Regions from separate parts of the Homo sapiens genome. Here region 2 is linked to region 1. The links are chromatin loops, found by intact Hi-C in ENCODE. Cell type or tissue: prostate gland. All regions are shown on one strand. Links, peaks and the distances in the headings refer to the core of each region. The heading gives the core; the rest is flanking DNA. Region 1 overlaps BHLHE40 (basic helix-loop-helix family member e40). Region 2 overlaps BHLHE40-AS1 (BHLHE40 antisense RNA 1).

The links. Peaks named below come from ENCODE experiments on the same cell type or tissue, not always from the same donor. Only the 100,000 strongest peaks of a DNase experiment are listed, where the experiment ranks them.
Region 2: it touches region 1 in a loop (2.1-fold over the local background); 22 of 110 quality-filtered maps call a loop at or near these places.

What each region holds. Positions count from the first base shown.
Region 1 is chr3:4,983,981-4,992,314 of GRCh38, forward strand. It overlaps BHLHE40 (basic helix-loop-helix family member e40), which reads left to right. Exons shown (of 5, transcript NM_003670.3): 5 at 1-1,343. Among named protein-coding and RNA genes, the nearest start is that of BHLHE40-AS1, 8.2 kb to the left of the region's middle. RefSeq lists enhancers at 1-159, 590-649, 660-719, 1,708-2,605, 2,606-3,503 and 1 more. In prostate gland, for the core only: a CTCF peak has its summit at 3,160; DNase peaks (open chromatin) are centred at 2,023, 3,071, 5,191, 5,561 and 2 weaker places; H3K4me3 peaks cover 1,583 bases; H3K27ac peaks cover 6,435 bases.
Region 2 is chr3:4,892,203-4,900,536 of GRCh38, forward strand. It overlaps BHLHE40-AS1 (BHLHE40 antisense RNA 1), which reads right to left. Exons shown (of 3, transcript NR_125916.1): 3 at 4,607-6,497. Among named protein-coding and RNA genes, the nearest start is that of BHLHE40, 83 kb to the right of the region's middle. In prostate gland, for the core only: no CTCF peak of the experiment used is centred there; a DNase peak (open chromatin) is centred at 3,809; H3K27ac peaks cover 4,550 bases.

The DNA.
Region 1 (8,334 bases), core at 1-8,000:
TGGGCTTTTCCCCACCCAGAGAATAGCCCCCTTCGATACACATCAGCTGGATTTTCAAAAGCTTCAAAGTCTTGGTCTGTGAGTCACTCTTCAGTTTGGGAGCTGGGTCTGTGGCTTTGATCAGAAGGTACTTTCAAAAGAGGGCTTTCCAGGGCTCAGCTCCCAACCAGCTGTTAGGACCCCACCCTTTTGCCTTTATTGTCGACGTGACTCACCAGACGTCGGGGAGAGAGAGCAGTCAGACCGAGCTTTCTGCTAACATGGGGAGGTAGCAGGCACTGGCATAGCACGGTAGTGGTTTGGGGAGGTTTCCGCAGGTCTGCTCCCCACCCCTGCCTCGGAAGAATAAAGAGAATGTAGTTCCCTACTCAGGCTTTCGTAGTGATTAGCTTACTAAGGAACTGAAAATGGGCCCCTTGTACAAGCTGAGCTGCCCCGGAGGGAGGGAGGAGTTCCCTGGGCTTCTGGCACCTGTTTCTAGGCCTAACCATTAGTACTTACTGTGCAGGGAACCAAACCAAGGTCTGAGAAATGCGGACACCCCGAGCGAGCACCCCAAAGTGCACAAAGCTGAGTAAAAAGCTGCCCCCTTCAAACAGAACTAGACTCAGTTTTCAATTCCATCCTAAAACTCCTTTTAACCAAGCTTAGCTTCTCAAAGGCCTAACCAAGCCTTGGCACCGCCAGATCCTTTCTGTAGGCTAATTCCTCTTGCCCAACGGCATATGGAGTGTCCTTATTGCTAAAAAGGATTCCGTCTCCTTCAAAGAAGTTTTATTTTTGGTCCAGAGTACTTGTTTTCCCGATGTGTCCAGCCAGCTCCGCAGCAGCTTTTCAAAATGCACTATGCCTGATTGCTGATCGTGTTTTAACTTTTTCTTTTCCTGTTTTTATTTTGGTATTAAGTCGTTGCCTTTATTTGTAAAGCTGTTATAAATATATATTATATAAATATATTAAAAAGGAAAATGTTTCAGATGTTTATTTGTATAATTACTTGATTCACACAGTGAGAAAAAATGAATGTATTCCTGTTTTTGAAGAGAAGAATAATTTTTTTTTTCTCTAGGGAGAGGTACAGTGTTTATATTTTGGAGCCTTCCTGAAGGTGTAAAATTGTAAATATTTTTATCTATGAGTAAATGTTAAGTAGTTGTTTTAAAATACTTAATAAAATAATTCTTTTCCTGTGGAAGAGAAAGATGGTCTCCTGAGTTTTTTAAAATAGCTCACTTGGTGTGATATGGCTGACTCCCATGTCCTTCTTTCTTGGCTGAAGCAAACCAGTTAATCTCAGTGTAATTTCATTCAGCTTTTCATGTGCTTTGTATTCAATCAGAATAAGCTTAGTCAACCTGGCAGGTAAATATTGGTTCAATTTTTGTTTAACCCTTGCCAGGGGTTCATGATCATCCTCTACCTCTTTCCAGAGTTAAGTAAAAAGCATATTTTCCCCTGCCTGCTTTCATCGTGGTCCTTGGAACTTGACAGAAAACCAAGGTATGACACCGTGGGCAGCAGTGTCTGGGGAGCCTGCTGGAGGGAGAGGCACATTGAGAAAAGATTTACTGGATTATTATGCAATACTAATTGATGCTAGGATAGCACCTCTTTGCCAAAGCAGTCTAGCTTTTTCAAATCTAGCAAGGTCTAATGGATTTGCCATATCCTGTCTTATTCCTGCTGGAGGCAACATTCCATAATTATTTTCTACATCCTTCCTGGACTTCCTCTCCGGTATGTTTGTGCGTGAATGCATATTGGGTGTTCCTTCGACAAGTGCTCTTATTTAAAAAAAAAAAAAAAAAATTCCATGGGAAAGGTGGGAAATGACCCTGTCGTGTATTTTTGCCTCTCTCCTTTGCCTTGATTTGCAACATTCCTGTGGGATACTCCCTGTCAGAGGTGTCCTGATGTTTCCTGATGGCCAGCGCCTGACTCAACACGCTCCGGCTCCCAAAGCATCCCAGTCTGCCAGGACTCCCTGGTTGTCTGGAGTACAGCAGGGAAGCTGCCCCTAGGGATTTCTTAGCCAGGCAGAGGCTCCACCTGACCATGAAGACTGTTTGCTTCACATGTCACCTTCCCTGTCTCCTGATGGGCCAGCAGGTGAAAGTGAGCATTGTCTGCTTGTGCTGGATGCATATGGAATGCACGTAACTGTCCCCAGGCCACAGGCTGTTGTGCAAGGAGCCGGGACCAGGAGGTGGAAGCCTGGCATCAATAGCTGGTGGTCTATCACCTCCCTCTCCACGCCTGCTTTTGACTAGATAAAATAAGAATTCCGAGCCCTTCTCACAAGTCCCAGAGCAGGCAGATGGCAAATTCTGTAAGCCACTCTTTCTCCCAGCCCAACGCCTGGGCTTCCAGGTCTCATGCCTGTGAAACACCTCAATTGCTCCATGAGTTGCCAGACCTCTCTAGCTAGACTTTTTTGGAAAAAACCCAACAAATCAAACTTACCCTGGTGATATAGCCGGGGGTTGAAAAATCAAGACCAAACTCTTTTTGCATAACCCTCTCTTTTTCCCAGGCCACTGCAGGAGGAGTAGCTTTGGGGAAAGGAGGAAGTGGTTGGAGCAACCTGAACTAAAAAAAAAGATTTGAGGGTTCCACACACAGTCAACCCAGAATCCCGCTATGGGAACCTGCCCCTGTCAAACAGCGCCTCAAGTTGCAGCTGTCCCTCCACTTCATTTTTTGCTTCCAGCTCGCCCTTAACCTCTCTTCTAGCCCAGTTCTAGCGGCATCCAAATGCGCTCAGAGGGAGGTGCGGGGGAGGGGCGCGCACCCCAGCCTAATGCCCACTGCGGACAAAGAGGACTTCTGTTTAAAAAGCGGGGTGTGTGAGTGTCAGGGGGCGAAGCGCTGGCTCCGGGGCCAAGGAGAGGTGGCAGGAGGCAGGGGAGCGGAGGCTGGGCATCTGGCCGCCTTCAGACAGGGCGTGATCCGCCGGGCCTGCCGGGATGGTCTCACCCAGCGCTGACCTGCCCCGCCTGTTGACACAACGTCACGTTTCCGACTGCAGCCCTTTCATGTGCGGCCCGCGGCTAAAAGCGGCTGCCGGTTCCTGGAAGCAGACGTGCCTGGCACCGCGTCAGCAGAAACCTGATCCCCGGGGAAGCTCGGCAAGGCCTTGGGATCGCTCGGCCCCCAGAACTAGGGCCTGGCAGCGGGCACGGGACGCCCCCCCTCCCTCGCGCCCAGCAGGAGGGAATTCGAGCGCTCCCCGTCGGCGGTGGGGAGGGAGGACTGGGTGGGGTAGGGAGCTGGATTTAGGCAGAGCACGGGGACCAGGGCTTAATTGACTAGAAGCTAGAAGCTTCCCACGGGTCATCGCTCACTAATGCACGTCAAACAACCTAGAAGTATCATTATGGGTACTATTACAATTCACATTTTGTAGATAAATAAAAGCAGGCTCAGAGAGGAGAGGTAACTAGCCCGAGGTCACACAGCTTCTGAGGGGGCTAAACCTTTTGTAGGATGGTGGATCTGTTGGTTTGTGGGTCCCTTAATTGGATCCAAGGAGAAGGCTTTCACAGAGCCGAGTTGTTAATGACTATAATAGTACAAATATGGATATTTATTACTAAGAATAATTACAGCAAATGTGTTTGTGGCATTTACTATTTGCCAGGCACTCTGCAAAGTGCTCTACATACAATAACTTCTTTATCACTGCAAGGCCATGAAGTAGGTAAATTAGTATACAGTTAATGAACTGTAGGCACAGAGAGGTTAAGTAATTTGCTCAAAGTCACACAGCTCCATTGATGACTTGTAAGTTAAACCTAGGAAATTTGGCTGCAAAGTTTATGTGCTTAACTATAAAACCACACTGCCCTTCTAGTTAAGTTAATAATAGTAAAAGTAGTAATAATTACAATTATTACTATCCTGTTTTGAGTACTTTCTTTGTGCCAGGTATCAACCACGTCATGTGAATCGCCTCTACTTATAGCAACTGTGAAGGGTAGATATTAATATGCCCCTTTTTTAAGTAAAAAAAATTTTAAACATGCTCATTTTACAAATGAGGAAACTGGAGTTCAAAGAGGGGAAATGCCTTATCTGAGGTGACACGACACCTAAGGGACAAAGCCATCCTTTTTTCTGGTATGGAACTGCTTCTACGCTGAGCTCCTGTCATGTTGGGCTTTGATACACATTATCTCATTTAATCCTCCAAATAGCCCTGCGGAATAGGTACTATGATGCTCAGCCTGTGGCTGAGATAACCAACCTCAGAATAAAGTTATTTGCCCAAGTCTTTATTTGTTCCTTACCGATGTCCCCACACACCATCTCACAGCGAAGAATGGGCCCATCCTCTGGTTAGAGAAACTAACCCAGCATGACTATCAAGGACTATGGGGGGGGCGGTGGGGGGGCACCCTATAGGTTGACTGTGCGAAGAACCAGAATCTGGGCTTGAAGCAACTATACCAAAGTATTGTGGGCCAGGCACGGTGGCTCATGCCTGTAATCCCAGCACTTTGGGAGGCCTAGGTGGGAGGATCACTTGAGGCTGGGAGTTTGAGACCAGCCTGGGCAACATGGCGAAATCCCATCTCTACAAAAAATACAAAAATTAGCCAGGCGTGGTGGTGCATGCCTGTGGTCCCAGCTACTTGGGAGGCTGAGGTGGGAGGATCACTTGAGCCCAGGAGGCAGAGTTGCAGTGAGCATGATTGCGCCACTGCACTCCAGCCAGGTGACAGAGAGAGACCCTGTTTAAAAAAAAAAAAAAAGTATTCTGCGGGGAAGGGGAGAGATTCCTTTTCTTATGTCTCTCCTAAGATTAGGAAAGGTGTAGGCCTAGGGGACTAGCGAGGTATGAACCCCCTGGGGCAGGGCAGTTCTGCTGGAGGGAGGGAGAGAAGGAGGGAGGCAGAGACTGAGTTCCAAGCTCTCTCTCTGGAAGGGAGCCTCTGCAGGCTCAGAGACCAGGCCACCGCAGCTCCTGTCCCTCTCAGATTTCTTCGGCCCACCCACACCCTAGCCTGTCTCTCCCCTTTGGCCACCACCCCAGTACTTGGTTTGTGAGGGGTATATAAGAGGCTGCCTCGCTTTGTGGAACAGGGCCAGGATCTCAGGTTAGAGAGGAGACAGCATGTGTTGAGTTCCCACATGGTTTCATATGAAGACTGTGTGTTAACGGGATCGGCATGTTCTCCTGAGACCCAGCATTCCCTGAGGTGTCTGCCACGTGGCGTGGAGGGAGGGAAGGCTCCAGGTTTCTCACCCTTCATCAGCAGGAACAGCTTCCTTTTCGTGTCTTACCACTGTAATCGTTTGTTTGAACAAGAGTTTTATTGCTGAAAAGACATCACAAACAAGTTTTGAAGGCCACCAATGACAGCCCCTTCCTCAAGCACTGCCTTCACCTCACTGGCCTCTTTCCCTAGGATCCAGAGGGAGGCTGAGGCCATTCAAAGCCACCCCAACACACACCCCACCCAGCACCACCCCCTGTTTATCCCCAGCCATCTGTTTGGCCCGACAACCACAGCAGAACATGAGCCGGGTGAAGCCTCTCCCATTGGCCATGGAAGCCACTGACATGCTCGTCTCGCGGCTGGGCCATCCAGTCTTGTGATGTGGCTGGATTTGGGCCCAGAAGGTTTCTTCCACTATAGATGGGGCCCTCCCTTCCCTGGGGATTCTCAGCAAAGATGTGGAGGTGGGACATGAGGGTGTCACAAGGCTGCTGGGTAGGGGTGCCAGCCTCAGGCTGGGACCAAAGGAAGTAGGGCAACCAGCCTCTGCTCACCCTAAGTCCTGGCCCTGTTCTCCCACGCCCACACCCACCTTTGAGGAGGCAAAAGGGAATAAACTTGTGCTTATTTGTTGGAAGAGCAAATATGTTTTTTTGAAACCGAATTATGGATGGGGATGTGGGGGTGGGAACTAGGCAAGGGTCTCAGGGGAATCCAAGCAGGAGAAGAAGGAGGGAAAAACCACTCTCTTCTCAGATGGAAAAAAAAAAAACAAAACAAAACAACTGTTTCTTAAAGTTTTAAATAAAATATCTAATATTTTATATCTCTTTTACTGTGGAGAATTTAAAACATATTCAAAAGTAGAAACAACAATAGATGTTTCTCCAAAGAAGATATACAAATGGCCAACAAGTGCATAAAAATATGTTCAATGTCATTAGTCATCAGGGAAATGCAAATCAAAACCACAGTGAGATACCACTTCACACCCTCTAGGATGGGTATGATATTAATAATAATAACAACAAAACAATGGAAAATAACAAAGGTTGTCGAGGATGTGGAGAAGTCTGAAGCTTTTGTATATTGCCAGTGGGAATGTGAAATGATGAAACTACCATAGAAAAAAGTTCGGCATTTCCTCAAAAAGTTAAATATAGAATTACCATATTACCCAATGCCATTTCTAAGAGTTATATACCCAAAAGAATTGAAAACAGGAACGCAAACAAATATATGGACACATGTGTTCATAGCACTGTTCACAAGAGTCAAAAGGTGGAAACAACCTAAATGTCAATCAACAGATAAATGGATAAACAAATTGTGGTGTATACATACAATGAGGTATTATAGAGCCGCAAAAAATTAATAAAGTACTGGTATATGCTACAACACGGATGAATCTCAAAAACATTATGCTAAGTGAAAGAAGGCTGGCAAAAAGTCACGTTACACGGTTCCACTCATATGAAATATACAGAATAAATAAATCCATAGAGACACAATACAGACTGATGGTTGCCAAGGGATGAGGGAGGGAGACAATGGGAATAAAACGGGTACAGGGATTTCACTTTGGAGTGATAGAAATATTTTGGAACTAGGCATGGGGGGTTGCATAGCATTGTGAATGTAATACATGGCATAGACTTATTCACTTTAAAATGGTTAATTATATGTAGATTTCACCTCAATAAATTTTCTTTTAAGTAGATAGAATAGCATAATGAACCCTCCACTTATCAGTCTCCCAGCTTCATTAGTCATTAATTCATGCCCAAGTCAGTTTCATCTGTAATATATACCCATCCACTTCCCCTGCTCATGTATTATTTTGAAGCAAATCCAGATATCATATAATTTCATTTGTAAATATTTCTAAAATATTTAGTATATATCTCTAAAAGATAAGTGTTATAAAATTACTATAATATTATCATACCTAAAAATATTTAACAGTATAAAAAGGCAATTTTTTAGACTAGTTCTCTAAATAAGAATATAGATTGTTTTCAAAATTAAAAAATATAAAAAGTGATCAGAGGCCGGGTGCGGTGGCTCATGCCTGTGATCCCAGCACTTTGGGAGGCCAAGGAGGACAGATCACAAGGTCAGGAGTTTGAGACCAGCCTGGCCAATATGGTGAAACCCAGTCTCTACTAAAAATACAACAATTAGCCAGGCATGGTGGTGGGCGCCTGTAGTCCCAGCTACTCGGGAGGCTGAGGCAGGAGAATCAGTTGAACCCGAGAGGAGGAGGTTGCAGTGAGCCGAGATCGCGCCATTACACTCCAGCCTGGGTGAGAGCAAGACTCCGTCTCAAAAAAGAAAAAAAAAAAAAAGTGATCTGAAAAAAGAAATTGTTCCCTGTCCCTATCCATCATCCTGGTCTCTATGCCTTCACCAAACTCACCCACAAGCAGGCAAGTAGGCACTATTTTAACTACTTTAGAGTTTATTGGCCAGGCATGTTGGTTCATACCTGTATTCTCAGCACTTTGGAAGGCCAAGGTGGGAGGATCACTTGAGCCCAAGAGTTCAAGACCAGTCTGGGCAACATGGCAAGATCCCATCTCCACAAACGATTAAAAACTTACGAGGGTGTGGTGGTGCATGCCTGTAACCCCAGCTACTCAGGAGGCTGAGGTGGGAGGATAGTTTGAGCCTAGGTTGCAGTGAGCCATGATCGTTGCTACTGCACTCCAGCCTGGGTGACAGAGTGAGATCCTGTCTCAAAAAATAATAATAATGTTTTTTAAAATAGAGTTTATTTAGGCATGTGCATATAAATATGGATGTGGGCTGTCATTTGTCCCCTTTTTCCACACAAAAATAGCATGCTGTTCACACTCTTCTGCACTTAGTATGTCTTGAGGAGCTGTCCACGTGAATACATAGAAAGGCTTTTAATTCTTTTTCACAACTGTGCGTATCTCATTGTATAGATGTCCTATAATTTACTTGACTAGTTCCCTATTATGAACATCTGGATTATTTTTTATCTTTTGCTATCACCAGCAGGGTTGCAATGAGTAATTTTATACACAGGTCATTTTGCAAGCGTATAACAGTATTTATGGGGTAAACTCCCACATGGAATTGCTGG
Region 2 (8,334 bases), core at 34-8,033, 92 kb before region 1:
TTCATTTATTAAGATAGAATAAATGCTTTTTTTGGCTTTTAAGAATCGTTGAAACAACATGGGGTTAAAAATAGAAGGGCCCTATTTATAGTAGAACAAAAAGACTAAATTCCTAAGCTTAAGAAGTGAACAAGAGCTATATGAAAAGACTTTAAAATGCCACTGAGGATCACAGAAGAAAACTTGAACTAATGGAAGGATGTATGTATTTTTAGATAAAAAGACTTAACTATGTAAAGATGTCAATTATTCCCAATCTATAATGCAAAAGCTCAATTTTAAAAAAGGACTTTTAAAAACTATACAAGCTCATTATAATATGGAAAAATAAAGAAGCAAGAATATTCAGAAATCCTGAAAATAAAAAAACAAGGGTTTTTTAGTTGTATCAGATATTAAAATATAGTATAAAGCTCTAAAAGTAAAAGGGTATGGTATATGAATAGACAAGGCAACTCGATGAATTATAAATGCAAAGTCCAGAAATTGACTCAAATACAAAAAGAAATTTAGTATATGATAAAATGCCACCACTTACCAATGGAAAAGGATAGTCTGTTCAATAAACAATGTCAGAGCAACTGAGTAGCCCTCTGGGGAAAAAAATGAGAAAGTTGTATCCAAGCCTTACATGTTTCACCATGATAAATTCCAGATGAATTAACATTTTTAGAAAGAGCAAAAGGGAAATAAAATCATGAGAGCACTAGAATAAGCCATTAGATAATCTTTAAATATAATCTTGGAGTATGCTTTGAAGCATAGAGTAAAAGCCAGAATCCAGGCTGGGCGCAATGGCTCATGCCTGTAATCCCAGCACTTTGGGAGACCGAGGAGGGTGTATCGCCTGAGGTCAGGGGTTCAAGACCAGCCTGACCAACATGGTGAAACCCCATCTCTACTAAAAATAAAAAATTAGCCAGGCATCGTGGTGCGTGCCTGTGATACCAGCCACTCAGGAGGCTGAGGCAGGAGAATCCTTTGAACCCAGGAGGCAGTGAGCCGAGGCTGCGCCATTGCACTCCAGCCTGGGCAACAAGAGCAAAACTAAAAAATTGATTCTTCAGGACTTTCAGGTTAACTTTGTGTTTATGAGCCCCATTAAAAAGTGGGCAAAGAACATTAACAGACACTTTTCAAAAGAAGACATCCATGTGGCCAAAAAGCACATGAAAAAAGCTCAATATCACTGATCATTAGAGAAATGCAAATCAAAACTACAATGAGATACCATCTCACACCCAGTCAGAATGGCAATTATTAAAAAGTAAAAAAACAACAGTCTGGTGAGGTTGCAGAGGAAAGGGAATGCTTATACACTGTTCATGGGAGTGTAAATTAGTTCAACCATTGTGGAAAGCAGGATGGCGATTCCTCAAAAAGCTAAAAGCAGAACTGCCATTCAACCCAGCAATCCCATTACTGGGTATATACTCAGGGGAATAGAAATCATTCTACCACAAAGACACATGCACATGAATGTTCATTGCAGCACTCTTCACACTAACAAAAACATTTTTACATTCACAATAGCAAAGTCAACTTAAATGCCCATCAGTGACAGATTGGATAAAGAAATGTGGTACATACACACTATAGAATACGGCACAGCCATAAAAAAGAACGAGACCATGTCTTTTGGGGGAACATGGATGGAGGTGGAGGCTATTATCCTCAGCAAACTAATGCAGAAACAAAAAACCAAATACCACATGTTCTCATTTATAAGTGAGAGCTAAATGATGAGAACCTATGAACACAAAGAAGGACTGGGGTCTTCAGAACACAACAGACTCCGGGGTCTACTCGATGGTGGAGGGTGGAAGGAGGGACAGGATTAGAAAAGATGGCTATTGGGTACTGGGCTTAATTCCTGGGTGATGAAATAATCTGTACAACAAACCCCAGTGATATGAGTTTACCTATGTAACAAACCATCACATGTACCCCTAAAATAAAAGTTAAAACAAAAAAAAACTTTGTGTTTTAAGGAGCTGTGTTTTAAATGTCTATCCTCCAAGCAAAGAATATGCCAAATACAGCATATTTCCTCTTCTAAGTGTGTAGTGTTCTACTGTTATATTATCTGATTTAATTTTTCAGGTGAGAGCTATCATTAGGCAGAATTCTGGGATGGCCTCCAAGTTCACTTGAGTTTTATTAGGACACGGCCATGTTGCTGTGCACAGTGGCTCACGCCTGTAATCCCAACACTTTGGGAGGCTGAGGTGGGCAGATTCCTTGAGGACAGTAGTTCAAGACCAACCTGGCCAACACGGCAAAACCCTGTCTCCAGTAAAAATACAAAAATTAGCCAGGTGTAGTTGCCCGCACCTGTAGTCCCAGCTACTCAGGAGGCTGAGGCAGGAGAATCGCTTGAACCCAGAAGACAGAGGTTGCAGTGAGCTGAGATTGTGCCATTGCATTCCAACCTGGGCAACAGAGCAAGACTCCGTCTCAAAAAATAAAAATAATTTTAAAAAAGAACACAGACATGTCCATTTGCTTTTATGTATTATCTATGGCTGCTTTTGTGCTACAACACAGAGTAGTTGAGAGGAGAAGCTGGATGACCTGAAAGACCTGCAATCTGTACTATCTGTCCCTTTGTAGGAAGTTTGCAGCCTCTGGCTTAAACCATTTTGAGTTGGGTCTCTTGGGGGTGCTCCTGTGTGCTGTTTAATCCCCCTCCCTCGACTGCAGTCAGGACCTGTGAATATAATCCATTTCACTCTTTTGATTAGATTACATTATATGAGACCCTCTTAGCAAATTGGATAGAGCCATTCTCCAGCTGAGCTTAAAGAAGTGAGGTGTCTCATGGCGAGGGGCATGTGGTGGGCACGGAACTGTGAGTGGCTTCTAGGAGCCAAGAGTGACCCCCAGCTGACAGCCAGCAGGAAAACAGGGACCTCCATCCCACAGCTGCAAGGAACTGGATTCTGCCAACAACTACATAGGCTTGAAAGAGGATTCCACGCCCCAGAAGAAAAGCCTCGTGACACCTTGATTGTGGCCTTGTGAGACCCTGCATGGAGGACCTCAAGCGTTGCTTGGATGAGCCACAGAAACTGGGAGGTAGTTTGTATGTTGTTTTAAGCTGCGAGCTATGTGGCAATTTGTTACATAGCAATAGGAAATGAATGCAGATCACGATGTGGGTTGCCTGCCTAAAAACAACCACTCACACACACACCTCACCTGCTTTCTCAGTCTTAGGAAGTGAATCAAATCTTTTAGGAGGCATCTAAAAAAGCTTTCCCTGCCAGACGCGGTGCCTCAGGCCTGTAACCCCAGCACTTTGGGAGGCTGCAGATGGGCCAATCACCTGAGGACAGGAGTTTGAGACCAGCCTGACCAACATGGTGAAACCCTGTCTCTACCAAAAATACAAAATTAACCGAGCATGGTGGCGGGTGCCTGTAATCCCAGCTACTTACTTGGAGGCTGAGGCAAGAGAATCGCTTGAACCCAGAAGGTGGAGGTTGTAGTGAGCCAAAATCACGCCACTGCACTCAAGCCTGGGTGACAGAACAAGACTGTCTCAAAAAAAAGAAAGAAAGAAAGAAAGAAAGAAAGAAAGAAAGAAAGAAAGAAAGAAAGAAAGAAAGAAAGAAAGAAAGAAAGCTTTCCATGCTCCTAGAAAGGGGACACAGGAAAGAGACATTTGTGGCCTTTAGACACTCTTATGTGAAGACATGATGTGTGGGGGGCTGTGGTCATCTCATGACCGGGAGAGACCAAGACTGGGAACACAGCCCGCACAAAGCTGAGCAAGCAGATGGAATGAATTGAGTTCCTGGATTGAGATGTGAAGCTGCTGAATCAACTAACCCTGAAGCTTACGTTGCCTGGAACTTCTTGTTACTAGTATGATGGTAAATTCAGTGATTGTTTAAACTAGAGGTCAGCAAACTACAAATCCTGCTCACCACTTGTTTTTGCAGGTAAAGTTTTATTGGAACCCTGGCATGTTCAGTTGTTTACCCATTGTTTATGGGTGTTTTCATGCAACAACACAGAGTAGTTAAGACAAGAGGCCACATGGCCTGCAGAAACTACAATCTTTACTATTTATTCCTTTAAAGGAAAAGTTTTCCAATCCCTTCGATCATTTTGAGTTGGGTCTCCTATCATTTGCACCTCAAAAGCATTCACACAATATTTGATCAGTTTCATTCTGATGAAAAGTGGTAACACTAAACTATACCTGATAATAATGACTCTCTTAGTCCATTTGGGCTGCTGTAGTAAAATACCATAAACTGTGTGGCTTATAAATAGAATTTAATTTTCTTACTCTGCTGGAGGCTGACCTGTCCAAGACCAAGGTGCTGGCAGATTCTGTCTCTGGTGAGAACCCATTTACTGGTTCATAGATGGCCATCTTTTCACTGTGTCCTCACGTGGCAGAAGGGGGTGAACCAGCTCCCTTGGCCTCTTTCATAAGGGCATGAATCTCATTCATGAGAGCCCCACCTTCATGATCTAATCATCACCAAATACCTCAACTCCTAATATCATCACCTTGGGGGTTAGGATTTCAACCTATGAATTTGGTGAACGGGGGCACACAAACATTCACACCATAGCAATGACTATGCGTGTTTTTAAGCAAAGCTTTATTGAAGCATTATCATACACATATAAAAGTTTGAAAAATCATTATTGCACAGCTCAATGAGTTTTCAGAGTGAATATGCTGGTGTACCATCACCAAACCCCAGAAACCCCTTATACCCACCTCAGTCACTATATCCCCCTCCCTAAAGACAACTACCCTTCAGACTTCTATGAGAATAATCTCCACTGACTAATTTTGTCTGTTTATGAACTTCATACAAATGGATTTATAAATGTGTATCCTTCTGTGTTTGGCTTCTGTTGCTCAGCATTCTGTTTGTGAAATTCATATCTGTTGTGTGTAGCAGTGGTTCATTTATTGTCACTGTTATGTTCCATGGTATGAATATATCATGATTTATTTATCCATTCTACAGTTGATGGATGTTTGAGTTGTTTCCAGTTTTTGACTATTATGAATAGCACCGGTGTGAACAATCTAATGTTTTTGTGCACATATACACACCTTCCTGTTGGAGTGAAATTGTGGGTCATTCATACATGATTTTTACTGGGGTTCTAAAAGTGATTCAGTGTCCAAAGGTATACAGTTTACCTGAATAGAAATTTCGACTTGTTCCCTCTTGACTTAAAAATCAAAGGTAGGGGCCGGGTGTGGTGGCTCACACCTGTAATCCCAGCATTTTGGGAGGCCGAGGCAGGTGAATCACCTGAGGTCAGGAGTTCAAGACCAGCCTGCCCAACATGGTGAAACCCTGTCTCTAGTAAACATATAAAAAATTAGCTAGGCGTGGTGGCCCACACCTGTAGTCCCAGCTACTTGGGAGGCTGAGGCAGGAGAATCTCTTGAACCCGGGAGATGGAGGTTGCAGTGAGCCAAGATCGAGCCACTACACTCCAGCCTGAGCAACAGAGTGAGACTCTGTCTCAAAAAAAAAAAATCAAGGTAAGGCCAGGCATGGTGGCTCATGCTTGTAATCCCAGCACTTTGAGAGGCCAAGGTTGAGGTCAGGAGTTCGAGACCAGCTTGGCCAAGAGGGTGAAACTCCATCTTTACTAAAAATACAAAAATTAGCCAGGCATGGTGGCTGGCGTGTGTAATCCCAGCTACACAGGAGGCTGAGGCAGGAGAATTGCTTGAACTTTGGAGGCGGAGTTTACAGTGAGCTGAGATTGTGCCACTGCATTCCAGCCTGGGCGACAGAGCAAGGCTCTGTCAAAAAGAAAGAAAGAAAGGAAGAAAGAGAGAAGGAGAGAGAGAGAAAGAGAGAAAGAAAGTCAAGGTTAATTTAGCAGAGTATTGGGCTCAAAAGATCATATATAATCAGGCGGCAAATGAATTGAATGAAAAATTAAAACAATTAAAAACAAACCAATTTCCCCTCCAAAGCCTAAACTATTGCTGTAAGGAAGTTTCAAGCTGTCTGCTTAGAGACTGGTTTTTTAAGCAGCTGAATTCAAATCAGTATTTCTTTTGGAACGCTGGGAAGGCTCAGATGGATTTGAAATGTTGCTGAGTCACAAAGGCACATTTTCTGGGACACACTTCTTACTTTGAGGAAAAAGTGATGAAAAGTTATAGATGGATAGGGTGGCAGGGAGCCTTGGTGAATTGGAGTTCCAAAAAACAAGAAAGGCAGAATTGATACAGTGAAGCTCCAATGGCTTTCCTACTTAGCCACCCAATTGCACAGAAAAGCCACAGAAAAATCAAGATTTCATTAGCAAGCACTTTCTCCTACTTCAGCCACCACTGACTGCTACTTCTGCCTCATTCCCTTCTTCACACAGACACCATACTCCAAGGGCCTGAAGACAGTTTATCCACTTTTTAATCAAGCAGTCGACAAGGATTGCATGGATAGCATATCTTCTTCAACATTCAGGGAAGTGTAGATGATCCAAGCACAAATCTGCAGAGGGGAATAAGGAGGCTGCTTATTAAGCATGCACATTTGATTGGCGTTCTTTTTCCACTCATCAGTTGTTATCAAACCGGTAGAGAAGATTCAATCTGATAATTTTCAAGATGAGTCACCAGTAGCCACAGAGTTCTAGGGTCAAACTCAGGGCTTTGTGGCTTAAGCTGTTGTCCTCCCAGTAAGACAGCATACTGAACTATTTTGGCCTGTCTTTCCTCTCTGGACAACTGTAAGGTAAAAATTTATTTAAGAAAGAAAAGGAGACAGAGAGAGAGAGAGAGAGAGAGAGAGAGAAGGTTAAAATGGCAAGTCTTCTCAGCAGGATCCTAATAAATATTTTACCACTCACACTTTCCAGAGCAGAGCAGAACTTGTCTTCTAGCCCAATTGTCTGCTCCAGGTGCAGTGTGGGTACATCTCAGGGTTGGGTCTTCAGCTTTCTCGAGAGACTTCAGTGTCTTTCTCGGCCACCAACGGCCAATGGCAGAGGTCATACAAAGATGGCTGGCTACAAGGCAGCCCTTCTGTCTGCAGACCCTGCCACAGTCCCTCTCTAGGACAGATTAGGAAAATCTACAGAGTAAAGAAAGTGCAGAAGGAGATGCATCCCTCTGCACCTTTATAACTGAGTAATACCCAGAGAATTGAGCAGAATATTCTAAGCTTCGAAAAAGCAAATAGAACAGATATGTGAGACCACATACCCTAAGGTGGTCCTGTCTGATTTTTAATATTCTCTTCCATCCTTAAACAACAACAAAGAAGATGTCCTGACGTTAATTTAGAAAATCCTGACAGAGATTTTAACTGGTAGACTATGGGTACCTTTAATCATCTGTCGGCTTTGCATCATTTATCCACAATCATTTCTGTTTCACAAAGTAGTCTCCTATTTTAATTTTGATAACCTCATTTTCCCGCCTAGACGATTGAAAAAGAACCCTCCCCACCTTGTCCGTTTCCAGGAGCACTTACCTTGAAAGGTTTTTGCAGACATTTATGACACTCCTATGAGGTGGCTAAGGTCTGTTATCCCCATTTTATGGCTGAGGAAACTGAGATAGTGAGACGTTGAGTGCTTGCCCAAGGTCAGGCACTGAGTCAGGAGCAAATTCAGAGGCAGAACTCGCTGTTCCTGGCAGCCTCACCAGGTTCAGCTGCCTCGCCTCTGTTTGAACTGCCTTAAAATAGGACTTTCAAGAATTCTGATGAATCGATTGAAACCCTGCAGTGCTTTATGTGTTAATGATGACTTGGTAACTGCATATATTAATGCTGTTCATTGACTTACAGCCAAGAGCCACTCATTTCCTAGGTGCTCAGCCTAAGAGAGACTATTTTCCTCATTTTTCACTGATTATCATAAAACACTTCCGTGTAACCATATGAGACTACGGTTCTTTCCGACACCAAAGTAAAAGTGCAAATTGTTGTCCTTTTGGCCTCTAAGTGCAGGAATCTCTCCTCTCTCCCTCTGTATACACTCCTCATCATGGTCTCCAGCCTACGACCTTCTCCTCTCTTTCTGGCCTTAGAATCTACCCTTTAGCCTCCCCGGGTGCTTCTGAAATGGAATCACTCACTGGTTCCAGGACACAGCGCTGACCCCCTCTGCATCTCACCCACCCTTATTCATCAAAATCTCTTTTTATCTTCAAGGTTCATCTAAAGAAAACCTGCTAAGAAGCCACCCCCTATTTCCCCACCAAACCTGGTCTCTCTTCCTTTGAAGCCCTTATCTGGCGCCATCTTATTTTGCCTTTTGCTTACTAGGCTCTTGCCCTGAGGATGCAGATTGTAAATTGATTAGGGGCAGGGATGGTTTTAC